Linked DNA regions of Homo sapiens: region 1 is linked to region 2. The links are chromatin contacts, found by Hi-C or POLR2A ChIA-PET in ENCODE. All regions are on one chromosome and are shown on one strand. The core of a region is the stretch at or near the end of the contact, and the rest is flanking DNA. Distances in the headings are between cores, read along the strand shown.

What was found. Hi-C counts contacts between places; a loop is a spot of excess contacts on that map. ChIA-PET counts read pairs that join two places held with the same protein, here RNA polymerase II (POLR2A). Pooled maps may share reads with other maps.
Region 1: a loop to region 2 is called in a map of Caco-2, with 5 times the contacts of the local background. The contact joins the enhancer-like site here to the promoter of EMX2 in region 2. A Hi-C loop is called at or near these places in 2 of 168 maps with a recorded cell type or tissue (Caco-2 and K562) and 3 of 50 pooled maps. POLR2A ChIA-PET finds 5 or more read pairs at or near these places in 1 of 52 experiments (WTC11).

The regions. Positions count from the first base shown.
Region 1 is chr10:117,607,285-117,611,141 of GRCh38, reverse strand. No RefSeq gene overlaps it. Among named protein-coding and RNA genes, the nearest start is that of EMX2, 66 kb to the right of the region's middle. Within about 2 kb of position 1,766, at least 8 of the 41 ENCODE cell types and tissues checked have a DNase peak (open chromatin) inside an H3K27ac peak, as active enhancers do.
Region 2 is chr10:117,541,089-117,544,590 of GRCh38, reverse strand. EMX2 (empty spiracles homeobox 2) reads right to left here and starts at 1,845. Exons shown (of 3, transcript NM_004098.4): 1 at 918-1,845. The coding sequence starts at 1,323. It also overlaps EMX2OS. RefSeq lists enhancers at 1-7, 8-630.

The DNA of each region.
Region 1 (3,857 bases), core at 517-3,016, 67 kb before region 2:
AGAGAATATGAGAATCCCACTCAAAAGTAAAGATACTTGGGTGACAGAGCAAGACCCTGTCTCAAAAATATATAAATATAAATAAATAAACATAAATAAACTGGGGCAGGGTATCATCAAGTATCTCAAAGGACTGTCTGGTCTTTGTGTCCTACAGTCCAGCGTTTAGCCCACACTCAGGTACAAATAAATGCCCAGATGGGGAACAGCCCCTGCCTCCCGGCAAAGTGCAGCCCCATAACCTACCATTTCCATTTGGCCTTGAAATCGTTACCCTTATGCCACCTACAGAACAGAAGAAAGCATTACCTGGATTCCAATCCAGTTTACGTTCCAAGCAAAGAGAGACGCAGGGACCCAAAGCCATTTGAGAAACACTATTAACACTATCGGGCCAGTCTGCTGTTTTCCTTCTTAGAGCCCAGCTCAGCCACTGACTTGCTGCTTGACCCGGGGCAAGTCCCTGGGCCCCCGTTGTCCCCTATGAGTACTAACAGAGTAGACCCCATGACCCCAAGATCCCATCCAGCCTTGTTGTTCCCACGAGAAGGAAGTCACCACTTGGTAATAGACATGCAGATGTTCCCTCCCCCTCCCGCAAGTCCCTTCCTCTGCTAGACCCAGTGCTTCTAATCCCCTGCCTAGAAGGGCTTCACCCAGCCCTGGGAGTCCTGCTTCTCACTCAGGTCTACTCATGCAAACAGCCCCTACCCTTGTCTGGAGGCCTCCAAGTGTGCTTTCTCTCATGTCCACTGGGAAGGCCCTGGGGAGAAGGGTGCAGCCTCCCTCTCTGCCCAGGGTGCTTGACTGTTAGTGATCCCCAGGCACACTTCCCCCACCCTGTCCCCGGAGACATTTCTAGAGTTGTTTTAAGAGTGAGGCTGGGGAAATCTATTAATGAGAGCGGTAATTGTTACCTTTGGGCACCCAAGGCTGATTTACAACAGTTAATGCCTCAGATTCCAAAGGCATAAATTTCGGCTTTTCCACCATTTTGTCTGGAGCAAAACAAAACACAAGGAGATTACAATATCCAGGGCTACAGATGTTTGGCTGCACAGAACATTTTTCTAAGATAGGGAAGGGGGGAGATTAATTTAATTGACTCTATGGCATCCCCGATGCTTCCTAAGCTGTACGCATCTGCATGGGGATAGAAGCTTTTGATGAATATCCATATGTGTTTCTCAGGAGCAAGGAAAATAGTACAGGGGGTGAGTTGACCTCTGCCAGCCTGAGCTCTGTCCTGATAGGGTTGAGCATCTTCATCAGGGAGGTGACAAGACTTTCAAAGCAATGCCCTTCACCCTCAGGGAGTGGCTGTGGGTCTGGGAGAAACGGCTCAGCCATCTCTGTAGAATTCCTTGGGAAAAAAAAAAACTTCAGAGATCATGCTGTGGTTACCCTGTTTGGAGGGTGAATAGAAGAGGCAAAGAAGCTGACCCCATTTTCCTTCCAAATGGGGATCTGGGGGAGTTGGATACTCAGAAAAGAATTCAGTATTTGGGATTCATCCAGTCAGAGTTTCCAGAAACTCCTGTAAGAGCAATAAAGCCACAGTAATTTATTCCCAAAAGAGAGAAAACAGCTACATTTCCTAAGACACAAGCAGAAAAACACAGCCTTCCCACCACCACCCCCTATGCCTACTGCTAGAAGTCTGTCTTCCTACCTTGGCTCACATTTGGCCCCATTCCAGGCCAGTAAGTGGCTTTGGCATTACAGTCGAGGTCTCCAGCCCCACACACACATCACACAGCCCTGGTGTCTTGGCTCCAACCCTCCCTGCCAGTTACCCCAGCAGAGACCTGAGGCCGGGACATTAAGTAGCACAGCCCAAGTGCTGTGTCGAGTTTCATATTCAAACAAGCCCCTGGGATTCTAATCATTCAACAAATATTTGCTCCGTGTCTGCTAAGTGTAAGGCATAGTATGAACAGGCCTAAAGGAATTTCTGGCCCATTCTTAGGCCAGTTTTGAGTGAGAGTTCAGAAACAGCTCATCTCTGTCCCCTGCATCAGCTTTTTGTTTTGTTTTGTTTTGTTTTGTTTTTGTTTTTATTTGTTTTGTTTTGAGACAGAGTCTTGCTCTGTTGCCCAGGCTGGAGTGCAGTGGTGCGGTCTTAGCTCACTGCAACCTCTGCCTCCTGGGTTCAAGCAATTCTGTCTCAGCCTCCGTAGTAGCTGGGATTACAGGGGTGCACCACCATGCCCAGCTAATTTTTGTTTTTTTAGTAGAGGCAGGGTTTTACCATGTTGGCCAGGCTGGTCTTGAACTCCTGACCTCAGGTGATCCACCCACCTTGGCCTCCCAAAGTGCTGGGACTGTGTCTTTATGGTTTCCAAAGCCATTATCATATCTGAACATCCCAGCCAGCCGTCCAATAACGTGGATAATCTCATCTCCACTTTGCAGAGGAAGAATGTAACAGAGAAGACAAGTAACTTGCCTGAGGTCACCCAGCAAAGTTGATACTAGATCTCATGTTTCATGATCACTGGAAGAAAAAAAAGGAAGGGGCCAGATAAATTACTGCTCTGTGAGAGTGAAGCAAATGGAGTTCAACTGTATCCGGCCCCCCTGAATCCAAACTCTCTTTGTTCTTGAAAAAATTGCATGGGATTTCATATGTGTATGAGCGAATAGAAGAACTACTTTCCCTGCTCTGTGTGAGATGCCATCATGAGAAGGACACAAGGGTTACTGCTGTTTTATTTTATTAATTTTTAAAATTAATTAATTTATTTTTTGAGACAAAGTCTCACTCTGTTGCCCGCCCAGGGTGGAGTGCAGTGGCATGATCCCGGCTCACTGCAACTGGGTTCAGGTGATTCTCCTGCCTCAGCCTCCCGAGTAGCCGGGATTACAGGTGCGCGCCACCACACCTGGCTAATTTCTGTATTTTTAATACAGACGGGGTTTCACCATGTTAACTAGGCTGGTCTCAAACTCCTGACCTCAGGTGATCCACCCGCCTCAGCCTCCCAAAGTGCTGGATTACAGGCGTGAGCCACCACACCTAGCCCCAAGGGTTACTACTGGATTTCATTCTTAATTCTAGCATTGCTTCCAAACAACTGCACTGGAGAAGGATGTAAAGTGCTCACCCTTTGTTTTAGGGATGGGGAAACTAAACCCAGAGGTGCCAAGGGCCCTGACTTACTGGGTCAGAACTGGCTCTTGAACCCAGCTTTCCAGGTCACTGACTTTTTCCCTTCATCAACCAAGATGCTGTTGATTCGGGAGAGAAGACTCAACTCAGACATCCAAATTGCTTCAGGGCTCTCCTCCTCCCTGTTCTCTTCTCTGTTGTTGTTGTTGTTGTTGTTTGTTTTTTGTTTTCTTTCCCTCTCAGTCCAGGATGGAAGACAAGAAGGAAGCATCTGGCCATAAGAGCCCCTGGCCCCAGAACAGCCCCTTCTCCCAGAGGAGAAATAATTAAAGACCTCTGCAGGGCACTATGGGAAGAGAAGGGTCCACAGGCTAGAGTGCCCTGGGCTTCCTCTCCCAGCCCAAGCAGAGGCCCTGAACAGGGAGGAAATGCTCCTGTGAAGCAGGGAGATGGGATGGGGGGAGAGGCTGGGAGCAAGTTAATGATGTACCCTGAGATTTCTGGATCAATTCCTCTGATGTGCAACTAGGAACTTCCTCCAAACTAAATCGGTGTGAACCTTCCAGCCCATCATTACATAGAAGCTCAGACAGTAAATACAGTGCTTGTGTTTACCATGCTCATGTCGTGCACCCACGGCAGACCCTGCCAATCAATGGCAGCCTCCTTATCCACTGACTGTGGCGGCCAACACCAATCCAATGGAGTTGCATTTGAAAGGTAACTGCTCACTGTGGGGGCTATG
Region 2 (3,502 bases), core at 596-3,095:
GAGTATTGATCGGCTGCCGCCGGAGGTAGGTCTTTTACTGACTCCAATCCGTAAACTAATTACTCCTTTTTCTGAAGTTTTAACTCTCCTCCTCCCACCCCGTACCCAGAGAAAAACAAACAAATAAAAAATATCGCAAGAAATGAAAACACACGAACAGATATTTCCCTCTAAGACAGTTTCCTGACCAGGTTCTTTTTTTTTTTTTTTAAAGAAAGAAAGAAAAACAAAAACCAGACCGAACCTGCCTTCCCGCTGTGGCTGCTCGGCGCCCCAATTAAGCAGGTCGCGGCGAGAGCGCCAAGCCCTGGAGCTTTCCTCCCGCACGGGTTCCCGCCCCTCCCCAGGCCTCCGAAAAGCAGGAAAGAAAAAACAAATCCCATACTTTTCTCCCGGGGCGCGAGGATCCTCTCGCCTCCAGAAGAGGGTGGAAGACTAAGAAGCCGCGGGTCTGGACTGAAGGGGCGCAAAGTGGGTGGTGAACAGGGTCGAACGCAGTCGAAAGCAAGCCTGGCGGCCGAGTCCTGTCCGCGCCCCTCGGAGCCAGGACGGTTGGGGGCATTGCCGAGGGTACCAGGAGCCTGGGGATCCCGCGGGCTCTGGGCTCCGCGGCGCCGGGCACGCACAGCCCAGCCTGCTCTGATTCGAGCGCACTGGGGGACAACTTCTCCGTTCGCACCCCTTCCCAAAGGGTCAAGCGGCCCGCAGGCCATCACTCCAAACCAGTCGTAGCTTCGGAGACTGGGGATCGACACCACGCCCGGCCCCGCGCCGCCTAGTTTCCCAACAGGGCGCGCTGGCCCGCGAGCCGGAGGAACCTCCGCCCAGGCCTTGCCAAGCGCCCACCCGGAGCAGGCCGGGGGCAGTGAAGGATGCGGCGGGAGCGGCGCGCTGCAGTTCCGCGACGTGGCACGTACCTTGGAAGCGATGACCCAGATATCGGTAGCGGTGGATGAGCCAGGGGTAGAAGGTGGACGGATCCCGCTGCTGCGAGGCGAATAGGGGGTGTGGCGAGTGCGAGGAGGGTAGGGGGTGGGCGGCCAGGGCGTGCGGCGGCGGCACCGGGTGCACTGGCACGGCGGGGTTGGGCGGGTGCGAGACCGCCTCGGCGAACACCAAGTCCGGGTTGGAGTAGACGCCCCTACCGGCGGCGGCGGCGGCGGCCGAGTGGAAGCCGTTGAGGAACGGATTTATGGGGCTGGAGTTAGCGTAGCTGAGTGCCGCGGGACGGATGGGGTCCTCGGAGCGCGAGGCGGGCAGGGGACTGTCCTTGGCCACCAGCGACTCGATGGTGAAGCAGCGCTTGGGCGCCGGCTGGAACATGCTGCGCCGAGGAGCGGGCGCCCTGGGCTCCCAGCTCCTGGCGACCGCCGCACGCTGCCTCCGCCGCCCGCTGCCCGCGGCGAGGACGGACGAGAATTGGGGACTCGTTTGTTTGGGGTGGGGGTGGGGGTGGGGGGAAGGAAAGGAAGAAAGAAAGGAAAGGAAAGGAAAAAGGAAAGGAGGGGGGAGGGAGAGGGAGAGGCAAAGCCGAGGATCCCGAGAATCTTGCACCAAACGCGCCCAACCTGAAGAGAGGGGGGAAAATCCTTCCAGAAGAATTTGCAGGCGTGGATTGGGGTAATTTTTTTTCTTTTTTTTTCTTTTTTTTTCTTTTTTTTTTTTTTTTTTTTTTTTGGCGAGATGGCGTGGGGGGATCGGAGTTAGAGGCAGGGAGGAGAAGGGGGGAAAGTTCTCGGGGGAGGCAAAAAAAAAAAAAAGTTTTTTCTCCTCTGCAAAAGGCGGGCAGGGCGCCCTAAGTCCAAGGACAATCCATGGAAGTGTTCGCTTCTTCACAAGTTGTGCAAACGATTTGTTAGTTCATGAGCCTAATTAGTGCGGGGATCACATAAACAGCTTCCTCCGAAGCCTGGTAAATGGCTTGATGATTGGTCGCTATTACTCGCCCTGAGGTGGAAGGGGGGAGACTCTTTAAAGTGCGTCAGAGGGAGGTGAGCGCCTGGGAACCCGGAGGCCTGGATCCGGGCCGAGAGTGGAACGGAGTCGGCGCCGCCGCCTCGGCTGAGCCTTCTGCCGCCCACCGGGCGGCCGGGCTTCTCCGCGCCTTCGCCCCTCGCTCCCAGCTCACTCGCTCCTGCGGCGCCCGCTGCGGCTTCTCCTCCTCCTTCGCCTCCTCCTCTTCCTCCAGTTTCTTCTTCTCCTCCTCCTCCTCTTCTTCCTCCTCCTCCTCTTCTTCCTCCTCCTCTTTCCCCACCTACTCCCCCTCAGCCACCGCCTCCTCCTCCACCAGCACCACTCCCTCCGGGGCACCCCGGTCCCTGCAGAGTCCCTGGCCGGCGCCGCCTCCGCTGCGGCCCCCTGAATCCCGAGCCTGCCTCGCCCAAGCTGGTAGGACAGAAGGACAGACAGATTCCTCTAGCCTAGCGCTCCGCCGCTGCTGCCTTACGCGGCCCCGCGTCGGGAGAACTGGGATCGCCCCAAGAGCACCGCGAGGGTAAGCGGGCAGGGGCTGGTTCCCGGGCTAAAGGCGCCGTTCGGTTATACCAATCCCCACACTTAGCAAAACTCCCAGCGGTTTCCTAGGCCAGGAGGGATCCTGGAGTGAGGGGTACGGGGTCCTCCCACCCCATCAACCACGCTTAGCCTCGAGGTCCCAGGGTCGGTGCGTTCGCGATTCTTGACCCGGCTCGTTCGTTTGCGAGTTGAGACCGGGAGCTGCCGACCCCGCCGGAGCAGTGGGCTTCCAACTCTCTCCCTCTCTCGCCCCACGGTCTCTAGCGTTTTCTGTCTGGGAGGGTGCTCACCTCCTTCCCCAAAACAATTCCTTCTGGAATATCTGGGACCGGCAGTCCAAGGTCAGGGGAGAGCCCGATATGGTGCTACTGTACTATTAAGGTTCCGTCGTAATTATTTTTGTCAGTGTGGTCAATGTTATTATTATTATAGATGATATTATTTTATTATTATTATTTCTATTATTATTATTATGCCATCTGTTGTCCCGGGGTTGGTGGGGGGGTGGTGGTTGCTGTGCAAACCCAGTGCAACTAACGACTACGGATCGCATCTCCGGTCCCGGGCCGTGTCCGCATTTTCGAGCTCGCCTTCGGTTTTGGGATGATTTTAGGACCGAGTTCCCTCGTCCCCATTGGCTCGCGCGGCGGCATAATTATGATCACATCCCCAGGCTGCTGGCGCTGCTCTCTGTTTATTGGTGGTTAAAGATCTATTATCTATTCATCAGCCGCCTCTTTTTTCCTTTTTTTCCTTTTGCCAATTACATTCTTCTAAAGTGAAGTACCAGCAGGTATTTTGCACGTTTACAATTAATGATAAAAAAAAATTCTAGCGTCGTTTAAAACTATTACTCCCAGGCCCCTGTCATTTCTCCTAAGAACGCAGAATTGCCTGTGTTTGGTGACTAGGTTGCCGTGAAACCTGGGAAGCCGATGGCAATGGGAGGAGAAGAGTGAAGTCCACCGTGAGCCAGGCTGCACTGCCA